Linked DNA regions of Mus musculus: region 2 is linked to region 1. A link is a loop called in an ENCODE intact Hi-C map of the cell type or tissue named here. Cell type or tissue: gastrocnemius. All regions are shown on one strand.

Region 1 (8,000 bases):
GAGGCAGAGGCAGGCAGAGCTCAGAGATCAAGGCCAGCCTGGTCTACAGACTGAATTCCAGGACAGCCAGGGCTACACAGAGAAACCCCATCTAATAAGGGGGAAAAAAAGTTGGACAGGGAACCAGCTTGTGAGTTTGACATACTGACTTAAATATTTATGCGTCAATGACAAACTGAAAGAATCCCCAAGCGATCTGTCTCACTGGAAGGGTATTTTTAAGAACTCAGCACAGTCTTGTGTGAAAACTCTAAATGTAATAAGAGTGGCCTCTGAGACGTCCAGTGGCAGTTCTAGCTTTTACAGGCCATAAACAGCAGCAGCAGTAGGGGATGTCAGATGAATTACAGGAAATAATTGAGACTGTATGATTTTCCCCCTAGCATATAGAGTAGAAGAAGGAAGGAATCAAAATATTTCAAAGGTTTCAAGTGTGAGAGACTCAGGGAGCACATGTGTGGCTACATGGAGCACATGTGTGGTTACATGAAGCACATGTGTGGTTACATGGAGCACATGTGTGATTACATGGAGCACATGTGTGGTTACATGGAACACATGTGTGATTACATGGAGCACATGTGTGGTTACATGGAGCACATGTGTGGTTACATGGAGCACATGTGTGGCTACAGGGAGCACATGTGTGGTTACATGGAGCACATGTGTGGCTACAGGGAGCACATGTGTGGCTACAGGGAGCACATGTGTGGTTACATGGAGCACATATGTGGTTACATGTCACAGTGAGGCTTAGGCTGGTTTGGTTTGTTTGATATTTTTGTTTATTTAGTTGGTTTGGTTTTCTTTATTATTATTATTTTTTTTTTTTTTTGAGAAGTGCTTACCCAGAATTAAGCAGCACCAAGAGATTTAAGTGATATATTGGTGTTGTAATGAGAAAGCATCAGGAGTCTAGGGTTGAGTCTTGGAGAACATTATGGTTTAAGATGAGAAGAAAAAAAAAAAAAACCAGACCGTAAATGATATCACAGAAAACAAAGAGGCCAGCAGGCCCTCCTGCTCCTTGGCATTTCAGCTTGGTCCCCTTGTAACTGGTCAGGCTGCCAATCAGTAATTTTTATAAATCTCGTGTTGCTTCACACTTAAACCTCAGGGAACTCTTAAACAGATCAAAGCCACAATTGCTTAGGCCTGGTGTAAGTCAGTCTTGGCCTGAATCTAACCTTTAAGGGATTTATAATGCTCTATAAAATGCAATTTGCCTGACATTTGGTACTTTTAAATGTTGAGTTAATGAATATAGAAAACTAAAAAGGTTTTGGAACCACCTGTATGGCCTAGGAGTTAACTCCTGTAGAAGGGTAGGACCAGTGAACCCTCTCTAGGGTTACAGAGCTGATCAGGACACTCAGAGAAGCCAGCACGACATGCAAACATGGAATTCACTAAAACCCCTAGTAACACACGCTATCACACATGTTTTAGGGTTTAGTAGTAAGCATGCCCAGTATGAAGAACTGGCTTGGATGTCAGTGTTGTGTAAGACAAGTCTTGCTTTGCCCGGGAGCAAATGTGGATGCCTTAACAGAACTTACTAATTCTTAGCATTACGTAGCCTTAAAAGCACTAAACTGCCCATTTCTATTTTAGAGGCCTAAGTAGCTGTCTATAATCCTGTTCACCTCTAAGAATGTGTATGGTTTAAACAAATTCCTAAAAAGACTTTACTACCAGTTTATTCAGGCTTTGTCCCACACCTTTCTAAACCGATCGACCTGCCTTAGAGTAGAATTATGTGAAGTGGGGGTAAACATGTAGTGTGGGGTAGCACAGCATATGAAGGAAAACCCTGTGTTATGCCAAGATTAGATAGGTTACGTCATCTCATTAAATCAGTGTGTGGGGCTGGGTTGCTGTTCCGTGGTAGAGGTCTTACCTGATTCCGTTCCCACTTCTGCAGATCCTACTCAGGAGTGTGGCTTGGGTAAAGTTCTCTGGGCCCTAATGTTATGTACATGACATCACATCGGCATTCCATAGCTCAGAGTTCCCACAGAATTCAGTATTCTCCAGAAAGGTACCATAGCTTCTTTGCTGGGACTCTGACCTCTGCAGTGTGCTCCACTTAGACCTTTAACGATGCATTTAAAAAAACGTATCTTCAGATAACTGTGTTTTGTTTTATGCATTAGGATTTTATTTTTGTCTTACACTATAAACTGTTTGGGGTATCTTGGGAACGGGGTATATGGTGGAAACTGCATAAATATTTGCTGAATTAGTTAGGAAATCACTCATTTGAATACATTTTTTCTTGAGATTGAAGATTTTCCTAAAAAAAAAATGTGTCCTTTAAACTTCCTGTCATAGGGCTGGGATTGCAGCTCAGTGGTAGAGTACTTGCCTAGCAGGTGCAGGTGCAGGGCCCTGGGTTCAAACACCAGCACCACAAATAAAGAAAACAAAAATACGGGTGGGATATAACTTGTTCTTGAAAGTTTAGAGAGATAATGATGATAAAAATACAGGTATATATATTTACCTGTATTAAAAGACATACACTATGGGCTGGAAAGATGGCTCAGCAGTTAAGAGCACTGACTACTCTTCCTAAGACCCTGAATTCAATTCCCAGCAACCACACGATGGCTCACAACCATCTGGAATGAGATCTGATGCCTTCTTCTGGTGTGTCTGAAGAGGGCAGCAGTGTACTCACATATGTATAATAAATAAATCTTTAAAAAATAAAGATATACATAATTATCTTCTAATCTTATAATTAACACACCAGTCTTATCATCTAGCTTTATTTGTAAACTTCATAAGAGATGAATGTATTGTGTGACAGTTAAAACATTTTGATTTTGTTTGCAGCAACGTGAGCTGGAGGAATTGCAACTACAGCAAAGGCGGCAGGGCTGCATCAATGAGATTATTGAAGAAGAGAGGCTGAGACTCCTCAAAGAACATGCTGCAAAGTTACTAGGCTATCTCCCCAAAGTAAGTGACACTGACCTTAGTGTGTGAGCCTCGTCCTACTGGAGAAAACAACGGCGCTGAAGCGTGATTCTAGAGTCAGAGGGAGTAACTTCATGCTGTTGTTTGTTGGTGAAGCACTGGGACCCAGGCAGAGTTGATACCTATCGTCCTTTTTAAATGCCTCGATAGCAAGAGCTTGTCCTGGAGCATTACTAGTGATCTGAGCTAGAGTTATCAAGATTGAGTATTTATTCATTTATTTATTTATTCATTTATTTACTTTTTGAGACAAGGTGTAGCCCAGGCTGGCCTGGAACTCCCTATGAAACAGAGGATGACCTTGAACTTGTGGTCCTCCTGCTTCTCCTCCTGCAGGCTTGTGTTACTTTGCCAAGCTTCTGTGGGGCTGGGGATCTAACCTAGAGCCTTGCTAGGCAAGTGCTCTATGTAGTGACCTATATCCCCAGCCCCTGAGCTAACACTTTTGAGGCTCTTCATCTGCTTGTTGCATGGGAAATCTGAAACAAACTACCCTAGAGCAACTATAAAAGGGTAAACATGAAGATAATGAGAGACATGAAGCCTTGTCATGGGTGAACACATGCTAGACATGAGTCTGAGCCGAGTCTGCTCTGTGGGAAACTGATTGTAAGTAGGTACTAGGCAGCCTCAACTATTGAGAGCTATTCCAATAGGCAATGAATTTTCATGTATAGTATTTGAGACACATTGTGACTGCTAATAATTAGCTTCCTTATCCATATAAACATGGAGATTCATAAAGCCACAGTCCTTCAAATATATGAGTCATATTGCTTGAAGTCTTTATTGACTATGCAGAATCAAGTGTGTTCAGTCCCTAACCAATGAAAGAAAAAGGAAAATTATTAAAAGTTGCTAGCCGTAGTGTATTAAAGTCTAATTAGTTAGGTAGATTTAAATACGCATGATAGCCTGATGCCAAAATTCACCCATGATTGGTATATTTAATAAAACAGACTATATATATGCTGAGAGGGCCTTTGGACTTCAACATCTGAGTGGAGAAAATACTTCTGGAGGGCAGCCGGGACCCGTTAAGAGTAAAATTCAGTGTCTCAGAATGAGCCGCTGATAGACTGAGGCAGAAAGAGTGCGTCCGGACAGTAGCCTGTAATGTAGGCAGTCACGGCCGGAGTTAGAGCATAAGGCACAGCAGCCCCTAGCACAGCTTAATACTCTGAGGTTGAGTAATCAGGAACTGGGAGCAGCTCAGTGATATTCAGATATACTTGAAGCCATAGTCTTTCTGATATTTTAAAATTAAGTTTCAATAATCGATCTCATTATCTGCATTTCTTCATTAGCTTCATGTCTGTGTGTGTTAGTCCTAAGAAAATTCAGTGAAATACTCTAATGTTCAAAGTAACCAACAAAATGCTTCTTTGTAGGGAGTGTTTAAAAGAGAAGACGATGTTGACATGCTTGGTGAAGAGTTCAGGAAGGCCTATCAGAAAAGGGATGGAGTCTGAAGCCGAGTCTTCATAGCAAGGCCGGGCGAGACCTGGAGTGCTCAGATGCTGCCACTAGATGTCAGCGTAACTGCTGTTTTACAGTTGGTGACAGTAGGCCCTGGTCTATCTGCATGTTCTAAAACATCCTCCTATTTCATCATGTATACAGTTTGACAAAAATTAAACACATTAGTACTTTAACTGCAGAATTAGTCATTTTTATTTACTATGCATTCTATGATGCCATCATATCACAGAATTCCACAGAACCAGAGGCCAAACACAGCAGCTCACTACAGGGAGACGACAGACCTCTCTGGGCAGTATGTAAGACACTTTTCTAATTCATAAACATTAAACAGCTATTTACTTCTCTCAAGTTTCTGTCATCAATATTTTGTAGTTTTCAATACAGCCATCTTCAATCTCCTTGGTAAAATTTAGTCTAAAATGTTTTTGTTAGATACTACAAATGGGGTACTGTAGATTTTCTCTGATATTCTGCCACTGATGTATAAAAATGCCACTACTTTGGCTTGTGCTATGCTAGGGACTGGATCTGGGGTCTCATACATGTTCTGTAAGTGCTCTGCCACTGAGCTACAGCTCAAGGCTTTCATTTGTGCTGTCAGTCTCCTGATGTGTGCCTATTGGTTTTCTTACCTTGTAACTTTACTCAGTTGATTTGATCTCAACCATTTTTCATAATGGACAACCCAACTTCTTTGTTCCCAGACTTCATATTTTTCTTTCTCTTGCTGGTTATATTTGATTAGCATTTCTGCTAAGATTAAAAAAATATTTTACGAGCCGGGCGTGGTGGCGCACTCAGGAGGCAGAGGCAGGCGGATTTCTGAGTTCGAGGCCAGCCTGGTCTACAGAGCGAGTTCCAGGACAGCCAGGGCTACACAGAGAAACCCTGTCTCGAAAAACCAAAAAAAAAAAAAAAAAATTTTACATGTGCTTGCCTGCATATATGTGTACTAGATGTCTGCAGAGCTCAAGAATGCCTCAAGACGGTGTCCTAGCCTCTGGAACTGGAGTTACAGATGACTGGGACCATACGCACGGTGGGAACCAAACCTGGGTTCTCTGCAAGAGCAACTAGTGCTCTTTTGGGGAGGTTTTGGAGAGGGTGGAAACAGAGTTTCACTGTGTGGGCCTGGCTGTCCAGGCTAACCTCGAACTCACAGAAATCTTCCTGCTTCTACCTCCTGAGTGCTGGGATTAAAGGCGTGTGCTCTCTGCCTAGCCATTGCTCTTAACTGTCTGATTTCAGGTCTTATAGGGATGGGCAACCTGGGATGTGATTAATGCAGACCACTACAAATAGCAAACTTAAAATGTTATACAAAATTCATTTTTTTAATTTGTAATTCTGTTGCATAGTCTTTCAGTATGAACTCTGAAGATCACAATATCATGTCACAATATAAAAGGATTGGATACACAAATACGTGGGGCTAAGCTTCAGCTTTTCCCTGTTCAGTGTGTTGGCTGTGGGTTTGTCACATATGACTCACGTTACAGCACATTCCTTCTGTAACCTACTTTGCTGACAGTTTTGTCATGAAGTGTTGCTCAGTCTTGGGCTTTTCTCTCTACTGAATTTACAAACCTTTTCTTCATTCTGTCAGTGTGACATGCTTACTGATTTGAATGTCAAATCATCTAGGTTGAATCCCACTGCATCGTGATGAGGGATCTTTTGATGTATAGAAGTTGTTTGCTGGTGTTCTGGGGAGCATTTCTGCATCTGAGTTGATCAGAGATACTGGACTATGGGAGTTGTTGGCTTGGTTTTGTTTGTTGCTCTTGCATGATTTCGGTATCAGGATGAGCATACTTGAATGTGGAAATGTCTTTATGTCACTGTTTTGGAATAGTTTGAGAAGAACTGCCAATCTTTAAATGTTTGGTAGAAGCTGGCAGTGAAGCCGTCAGGTCCTGTGTTTTTCTTTGAGGAGATTTATTTTTTTAAATATTTATTTTTATTTTATGTGTATCCCTGAGTGCATGTCTATGTATCCCGTTTGTGCAGAGGTCAATGGAGGCCAGAAAAGGGCCTTGAACCCCTAGAGCTGGAGTTAAAGGTGGCTGTGAGCAGCCCTGTGGGTGCTGGGAACTGAATTTGGGTCCTCTGCAATAGCAGCAATGCCCTCCGTAACCACTGTGCCATCACACCAGCTCCCAATAGAGCTTTTTATTATGGATTTGATCTACTTGATCTCCCTTCTTACTATGGGTGTGTCCAGGTTTTTCTATCTTAGTTAATTCTTGGTAGTATATCTCCAGAAATTAAACATTCTGTGTTATCCAAATTGTTCATAATCACTTATACTTATGATCCTTTGGTACAGTAAGTGTGTCCCTGTTTCCATCTCTATTTTGTCTCCTGTGTGCACAACCACTGAACAAGAGAACACACACATAGCCCCTGCACAACAGCCTCTGGTCCCAGCCTGCATCACTGCTGTTGGATGCAGCAGCCGTGCACAGCACACAGGCCTGCAGCAGACTCAGCAGCTGCAGCTGGGGATCTCCAGAATCTTGCCCTGCCATCTTCTCTGTCCTCTCCCAGGTCTAGTAGGTCATAAAAGATAATTAAGAGTCGAAGTCTTGCTTCCTTATTTCATAACTACTAATGAAAAAGGAAGTCAGGCCAGAGTTGCCGTCTGGCTTTGTCTTCCAACATCCTCCCAAACATTCTGTTTATTTCACCAGGTCATTATCTAACTCTTTTATTTCACAAATGTTCTTATTACTCATGAACAGCAAGAAGACTACACTTGATATCAAATGAGCATCCCATTGCAGTTGCTCACTCATGAACTGCCCCACTCAAGAGCCTTCATAAACTCCTCCTCGCTGAAAGACAGCATCTTGGCAGCTTCAATATGCATCTGTTTTTAAAAAATATATATTGTTCAATTTAGAGATGGACACACAACAAAAGAAAATTTGTTTGTGTTAATATGCTATCAAAAAAATAAGCTATTGTTGGATTATACATACTAACCATGCAAGTGTAACACTTTAAATTGATATTACATGAAGACCAAGCTACTGTTAAAAGAATAATTTGATATCATTATACCTGATCTTTGTAACGAGAGAGGGCTGTGAATTGTCTTTTTTCATGTTTCAAGAAAGATACAATGTGTTTTAGAATTACTGCTCAAAGTTTGAAGAGGAAATTAATCCACTAAAATTAGTCATTCTCATGAATGGTACTTTCTGTAGTTGGGAGGGAATATATATACAAACATATCTGTGTATGTGTGCGCGTGCGTGCGTGCGTGCGTGTGTTTTAAACCAGTGAACCTCACTATGTATTACACAGATGTGACTTCACACGTATACAGTGCATCTTTAGATACAATTTTATGTGTAAGATTATAAGCAAAGTAAAAACAAACTTTTTGGCAGAACGGTCTGTCTGTAGTGTATCTGAGATACAGCGTCTATTGTTAGACTCACCTTCTGCCTTTTCAAAATGTCAATCAATTTCAACTGCTTCTTGAACCCTATCATTAATTCTCCTTTTTGTCTTTCTAGTTT
Region 2 (8,000 bases), 210 kb after region 1:
AGAATTGTGGCTTAATCTTACAGAGCGATTAGGACTCACTGGGTGATGTGACGGAGGGTATTAAAGCATGCTGAAATTGGATCTAATACCTGCCCCCTTTTGGATGAGTTTTAGTTTTTTGGGTTTTTTTTTTTTTTGGTTTTTTTGAGACAGGGTTTCTCTGTGTAGCCCTGGCTGTCTTTGAACTCACTCTGTAGACCAGGCTGGCCTCGAACTCAGAAATCCGCCTGCCTCTGTCTCCCGAGTCCTGGGATTAAAGGCGTGTGCCACCACGCCCGGCTTGAGTTTTAGTTCTTTTATGTATAGCCTATGGAAAGAGATTCTGTTTGCAGAAATTTTACTATTAGGACATTAGCTAAATGAAGAAGTGTAATATAATTTACATGGTTTGCTCTGGTGGCCACTTAGGATTAACTACAGAAAATAACTCATTCCTTTTGCTTTTTTTGAAACAGGGTCTCGCTGTATAACCTGGAGAACTCTGTAGATCAGGCTGGCCGGGAACTCAGAGAGCTGCCTGCCTGCTTGCTGTGAGATTAGAGGTGCTAGGCATTGTCCCCAGAGAAAGATGAAAGAAAGGATGAGAGGAAGGATGTGGGCCTGGGGGTTATTACCTGTTGTCCTCCCAGGGCACTGCCGACTCTTTTTTTTTTTTTTTTTTTTTTTTTAAAGATTTATTTATTTATTTATTATATGTAAGTACACTGTAGCTGTCTTCAGACGCACCAGAAGAGGGCATCAGATCTCATTACGGGTGGTTGTGAGCCACCATGTGGTTGCTGGGATTTGAACTCTGGACCTCCGGAAGAGCAGTCGGGTGCTCTTACCCACTGAGCCATCTTATCAGCCAGGCACTGCCCACTCTTTAGAGGCTGGGAGGCTGGAGACTTTTCCCAGTTAGAGTTGTGAGAAGTAGGTTTCCTATTAAGATGCACTCACTGAAGATGGGGGGGGATAAAAAAGAGGGGTATCGCTTTGGCTTTTTCTGCTGATAAGCATACATGTATGCAGGTTGAATTTTTCTACAATTTTTTCTACAGTTTTGATGACTGCAGAGAAGCCTCAGTAGTTAGGAGCGCTTACTGTTTGTGTAGAAGACCTGAGTTCAGTTTCTAGCACTCACTAGGCAGCACACACACAAGCCTGTTACTTGAACTTGGAGGATCCCCTCACTCTGCTGGCCTCCACAGAGCCCCACACACAGATGCACACGCACACACACACACACACACAGAGACACAAGCATCTAATTAAAAATAATGAAGGGAAACCATGACAAAAAAGAGTGCCAATGTCTGAGGCTGGATTTGTAGCTTAGTTGGTGAAGTGCTTGTCTAGCAAGAGCACTGGGTTTATGGGTGTGGTGGTGCATACCGGAATCCCGTATCTGGAAATGGAGGGGTGGGGTTAAGGTTCAAGATGCTCCTGGCTACATGTATGAATGCAGAGCATCCTGTATGTGGGCATATACTCTACTAACTTAGCTATGTCCCTAGCCCTGAATCTTTCCTACTTAAATTCATAGAAATATTAAGGAATTCTTCTGAAAATCTTTCTGAGATTTAACAAATTACATTTATTTACTTGTTTGTGCGCACGCATGTGTATGTATTCGTGTGCCATGGTGCATGAATGGAAGTTAGAAGCAGCTTTTAGGAATCCTCTGTCTATCATGTGGGTCTCAGGAATTGAACTTGAGTCACCAGACTTGTCAGCAAGTGCGGGTGGGGAGGTGTGGGGGGAAGGGACATGGAGCCATTTTGCTGACACACTCTTGTGAACATTTATTATTTATTTATTTAAGACAGGTTTTTCCTCTGTGTAGCCCTGGCTATCCTGGAACTCACTTTGTAGACCAGGCTGGCCTCAAACTCAAAAATCTGCCTACCTCTGTATCCTAAGTGCTGGGATTAAAGGCGTGCGCCACCACCGCCCGGCTTCTTGTGAACTTTTTTTAATTTTATTTTTTCAAGACAGAGTTTCTCTCTGAACTACTGTCACCCAGTGAATTTTGTTTCTTTCTTTCTTTTTTTTTAAGATTTATTTATTATATGTAAGTACACTGTAGCTGTCTTCAGACACTCCAGAAGAGGGAGTCAGATCTCGTTACGGATGGTTGTGAGCCACCATGTGGTTGCTGGGATTTGAACTCCGGACCTTTGGAAGGGCAGTCGGGTGCTCTTACCCGCTGAGCCATCTCTCCAGCCCGAATTTTGTTTCTTATGCTTGTTGTGTAAGATAGTAATTGGGTGCCATTGTTAATGTTGTCTTTTTACATTTCAATATGGACTCTAGTCATTTAATAAGACCACAAAAATATAAGGAGTTGGAGGTTGGAATTATATTGGATTTATATATTACTTTGGAGAAAATAGGCAACTTATTAAAATTTTTCATCAACAAGCACAGAGAATGTCTTCATTTATTAGTTCTCTAATGTCCTTCAACAGTGTTTTTAATATTATCAGTTGAAGTTTGTTTATTTTGTTTCTGTATCTTGTACAATTTTAAACATATGTATGTGGAAAAATATGTATATTGAGACAGGATCCTACTGTGTAGCACCGGCTACCTTGGAACTCATTATATAGTCCAGAGATCTATCTGCTGGCTTCTAACTCCTGAGTGCTGGCATTAAAACTATGTACAAATAGTAGGGGAAGGCTCTTAATGAGGAATTATCTGAATCAGGTTGGTCTGTGAACAGATGTGTGGGGGTTGTCTTTTTTTTTTTTTTTTTAGATTTATTTATTTTATTAATGTAAGTACACTGTAGCTGTCTTCAGACACTCCAGAAGAGGGAGTCAGATCTTGTTACAGATGGTTGTGAGCCACCATGTGGTTGCTGGGATTTGAACTCCTGACCTTCGGAAGAGCAGTCGGGTACTCTTACCCACTGAGCCATCTCACCAGCCCGTGGGGGTTGTCTTGATGGTTACTTCATATAAGAAGACCCAGTTTATTGTGAGTGGCACTCAGCTCAAGTAACTTATTCTCACCTGTCTTAGTGTCTTATTGTCTGAGAGACACTATGACCAACAGTGAGGTGGGGAGGAAGGGCTTTACTTAGCTTACATTGGCCACATTGTGGTCCATCATTGAAGGATTTAGAGCAGGAACTCTAGGTTTTGCAGGTACCTGGAGGCAGAAGCTACTGTAGAGCCCACTTACTGGCTCGTCATTCATTGCTTGCTCAGCCTGCCTTAAAGCACCCAAGTCTACCAGCATAGAGGTTGCCTGGCCCTCTCACATCAATCACTAATTACAAATACTAGTTTACAGTCCAGTCTTGGGACATTTTCTGCCTATATTGAGGTTCCTTCTCTCATGACAATAGCTGTGTCAAGTTCACATATAACTAGCCAGCACAGTTAGCATGAGTCTATAAAAAGAGAATGAACACAGTATTACCAGGCTGTGCACTGAGTTTACGGAAGCTTGCATTATACTGAACTGTCTTACAGACATTTTAGGCAGGGGTTCCAAACAATGTAAGAGGAAAGCTGACTGATGGGCAGCAAGCCTCTGCTCGTGACTGAGTATATATGAGAGCTGCTTCAATTCTTGCCTTGATTTCCCTGTATAGCCCCAGCTGTCCTGGAACTCAAATCCACCTGCCTCTGCCTCCCAAGTGCTGGGATTAAGTGCGCCGCCTGGCGGACTGAATGTTTTTAAGCCAAATCCCCAAGGTTGCTTTTTATTGGAATATTTTCCCCAGTATCTGAAATGAATCCAGAATACCTACCCTTTTTTGATTTAAACGATTTATAATCTGTAGGTTAAGAGTGCGTACAACAGTGTAGTCCACAGCTTGGAGACATTACCTACATTTGCACAGACTCACATCCAACTTTTTATTTGCTGAGCCACTTGAGAATAAGTTACAGAATTTGTGCCATTTTCTGCTGAATACTTTGTTATTCATCACTTTAGAAAGTATAATATTTTTATTATTTTGTTGAGAATTTCACAACAATGTATTTATTTTTTTAAATTATGGGTATGGGAGTTTTGCCTGGATAAGACAGAAGATGGTGGCGGATCCCCCGGAAGTGATGTTACAGATACTTGTGAGCCTCCATGTGGATGCTGGGAGTTGAATCCGAATTCCCTGGAAGAGGAGCACGTGCTGTTCACTGCTGATCCGTACCTGGAGCTCCACAACGTATGTTTTTAAATTCTTATTTATGCGTATGGGTGTTTTGTTTGTATGTATGCCTTTATATGGTGTGTATTCCTAGTGTCCATAGAGACTGGAAGAGGGCCTCTTCAGACCTTAGACCTGGACTTAGAGATGGTTGTGAGCCCCCGTGTAGGTGCTAGGAATTGAATCCAGATCCTTTGGAAGAACAGCTAATGCTTTAAACTGCTGAGCTATTTCTCAACCCCCCAAATTAATGAATTTCCTTTGAGGCAGGATCTCATAATAGCCCTGACTAGCCTGGAACTTGCTATGTAAACCACGCTGGTCTTGAATTGTTCTAGTGCTGGCTCCAAGGGGTTAAAGTGGCTTATCACCACACCTAGCCATAGACAATGTAATGTGATCATATTTACCCTGCCAACTTCTCCCCCCAGCTACCCTCAGATGATATATCTCTTTTAAGACAAGGAAATTCTCCCATGAGACCTCATTCCACTGTTGACATGCAAGATCATTGGTATTTGACATATCATAGTGTGTTCACTGTTATTTATAAACTGTTTAATGGTACTTAAAAACTACCTTTTCTTTGTAGTTATTACAAATGACTATGAGCTTTTGATTTCATGGTATGAACACAGCAACAGTGGTAACTTCCTTAGTTATAATTTGTCATTAAAAGTTTATTATAAGAAAGCTAAATTAGGGGGCTGGTGAGATGGCTCAGTGGGTAAGAGCACCCGACTGCTCTTCCGAAGGTCCAGAGTTCAAATCCCAGCAACCACATGGTGGCTCACAACCATCTGTAACAAGATCTGACTCCCTCTTCTGGTGTGTCTGAAGATAGCTACAGTGTACTTACTATAATAATAAATAAAATCTTAAAAAAAAAAAAAAAAAAAAAAAAAGAAAGAAAGCTAAATTACTATGTGTAATAACTTGACTTTAGTTCTTTGGTTTTTGTGTGTGTGATTAAATGTATCTAAAAATTGTAAATTTTGTCTTTATTTTCTTCTATATAGCTTTCAATCAGATTACTTACTTTTAAATATTCCTTTGAATTTAGTATTCTCGTGACTATTGTATTAGATAGCTTGTAATGACATGAAAATAAAACACCTTTTTGTATTTTAGGATGACACACGAGTTGTGAGAGTGAAGGTTATAGCTGGCATAGGCCTGGCCAAGAAAGACATCTTGGGAGCCAGGTAAATAACAATGCATGAGCTTGGGGTTTAAGGAAACAGTATTGCTTAGTTTCTTTCTTGAACTTTGATTAAATGAAAATCTGAGTGATAGTAGCAAATTTTGGTACACAGTGAGATCCTTACAGGGTAAGTGGCTGATTATTTTCTTGGTATCTGAATCAATGAATTTGCAAAATTAAAGACAGTTGTAGTTATAGATTTACTATTGAGTTCTGCCCCCAGAATTTGATAGCATTTTAATTCTCTAAATCCGTTAGCAGATAATAACCAGCATAATCTCTGGTTACAGTAGAAAAAGGAGCTCTGAGTATCAAGTGAGCAGAGCGGGGCGCACTGGGTTGGAGCTACATGGGAGAGACCCAGTGGTGTGGCGGGGTTCCCTTAGAGGAATTAGTCAGCCAGGGAGAATTACAACCTGAGGCAGGGGTTGGTGGTCTCCACAGCCTGAAAACCTGGAGCAGGGGTTGGACTCTGGTGGAGAAATGAGAGATTGGCAGGAAGCCTGGCAGTGGTGGGGATTCTGGAAGAGAAAGAGTTGGCCTCTCAGCTGGTGTCAGAAGATCTGAGCAGAGAGTGAGTGTCTAAACAAGATAGATAAACACAGAAAAAAACAACCCAGAGTCTCTGTAACTCAGCTTACAATGTCCACGGTACAGCATGTAGTCACCTGGTCTGTAAAGAGCAAGGGAAGTGGGACACACTGTCAATCAATAAGGAATATGTGAGCAGAATGTGATGGGAGGCACTCACGGCTAGTCTGGTCTACATAGTGAGTTCCAGGGCTGCATAGCGAGACTCTGTCTCCACGAAACAAAAACTGGGTGGGAAAGAAAGAAAAAAAGAAAGGGAGAAAGAATATATGCTCATTGTCAGTCAAAACATTGGAAATCTCAGGAATGAAGTAGAGACATAAATAGATAAATAAATAATAAAATACCGGGGAAACTCTACAACTAAAATATAATTGAAATTCAAGTTCTTTGGTTGGCCGTGATTTCTGAATGGATACATAGAACAAAGATGAACTGAACATAGATTAATGGGGATCATTTACCAATTAGAAGATGATGAAGAAGAAAGGTCTGTTTGAACTACATCCCAGAGAGATAAATAATGAAATAAAATCTTTTTAAAGAATAAGTGTCTAAATTTGGAAAACGATCAATGAAATATACAACTGGACTGGAGAGTTGGCTCAGCAATCCTGTATTGCTTTTACTGAGGTTTCCCTGGGAACTGCCTGTGACCAACTCCAGGGGATCTGGCGCCCTCTCCTGGCCTCCACAGGCACTGCACACATGTACACACAACTTAAATCTTTTTAAAGAAGAAATGTTAAAGCAGGTTAAAGCTCCTGGTGAAGAGAAAGGAAAAGACCATCAGAAGTGATAAATACCTGGAATCTACAGATGCTTTTTTTTTTAATTAATTAAAAGTTTTATTTTTGTGTGTGGGTGTTTTGTCTTCATGTATATGTTTGAACATTTGATGTCCATAGAGGTCAGAAGAGGATATTAGTCTCCTGGAACTAGAGTTATAATTGGCTGTGATCTGCCATGTTTGTGCTGGGAATCAAACTTGGGTCCCTTGCAAGAGCAGTAAATGCTCTTAACCTTATACAGGGCCCATTGGAATCATGATTCAACAACCTTGTCTTACGGATTCATATTAGATAAAAGGGATGAAAGGAATGCTTATGGGAATAACAGCATAAAGGATAGGGTGTGTGTTTGCTGTGACCCTGCATGGAAGGATCGTGTGGTAGAAAGCATAGGCAAAGTGAATCATTAAGGGTATGAAATAGAAAACATAATCATATCAACATTTCAACAGTAATGTGAAGAATTTTAGGTTTTGTAAGAGCAGAAATTTGGAGGTTTTTTGTTTTTGTTTGTTTCTTTTTGACAGTTTCTCTGGCTATCCTAAAATTACTTCTGTAGACTAGGCTGGCCTTGAACTCAGGACTGCCTGTCTCTGTCTCTCAAGTGCTGGATTTAAGGGCATGTGCCACCACCACCATAGCTATGCAAGCATAGTTGTACTCTAGAGCTGTAAAAGCAGAAATTTTAAACTGAAGTTCTTGAAACAATTAAAAAGTCAGTACAAAACAATTCTTTTTAAAGGGGACAGGACAAGGGAAGGAAAACATGAGTTAATATACTTGTATCCAATCATGTAATAATTACAAGCACCCACATTAGCTGGCTTACAACTGTCTGTAAATCCAGCTCACGGAGATCCAACACTCTTATGGCTTTGGCAGGCACATGTACACATAACACAGAGGCATACACTGTATGCACATAAATTATGAAGCAACTCTTTAAAAAACATACTTAAATTCAATGATATACCTAGGTTGGGGAAAATGGATGCAAAAATGGTATGATAAAGATTAACGTGAATACGAGCCAGGCAGTGTGGCACATGTCTTTAATCCCAGCTATCAGGAGGCAGAGGCAGGTAGATCTCTGACTCTGTAGGCCAGCCTGGTCTACATATAGCATTCTAGGATGGTTAGGGCTACACAAGAGTAACCCTGTCATGAAAAAAACAAAATCAAAAACAATTAAAATCTGCTAAAATAAGGGAAAGGTATTTTCAAATATTTCACAATGATAATAAAATCACCAGGAATGTATTAGGCA

What was found. A loop is a pair of places that touch in the nucleus more often than their neighbours do. Peaks named below come from ENCODE experiments on the same cell type or tissue, not always from the same donor. Only the 100,000 strongest peaks of a DNase experiment are listed, where the experiment ranks them.
Region 2: a loop joins it to region 1, with 2.8 times the contacts of the local background. A loop is called at or near these places in 11 of 42 quality-filtered maps.

What each region holds. Positions count from the first base shown.
Region 1 is chr9:72,453,937-72,461,936 of GRCm38, forward strand. Mns1 (meiosis-specific nuclear structural protein 1) reads left to right here. Exons shown (of 10, transcript NM_008613.3): 9 at 2,842-2,967; 10 at 4,377-4,640. The coding sequence ends at 4,457. Tex9 (testis expressed gene 9) reads right to left here. Exons shown (of 12, transcript NM_009359.4): 11 at 7,920-8,000; 12 at 4,119-7,342. The coding sequence ends at 7,265. Among named protein-coding and RNA genes, the nearest start is that of Mns1, 19 kb to the left of the region's middle. In gastrocnemius, CTCF peaks have their summits at 2,668 and 4,509 (motif pointing right); a DNase peak (open chromatin) is centred at 4,505.
Region 2 is chr9:72,665,952-72,673,951 of GRCm38, forward strand. It overlaps a transcript of Nedd4 not described here. Among named protein-coding and RNA genes, the nearest start is that of Nedd4, 23 kb to the right of the region's middle. In gastrocnemius, CTCF peaks have their summits at 613, 3,668 and 6,631 (motif pointing left); a DNase peak (open chromatin) is centred at 6,623; H3K4me3 peaks cover 1,473 bases; H3K27ac peaks cover 5,307 bases.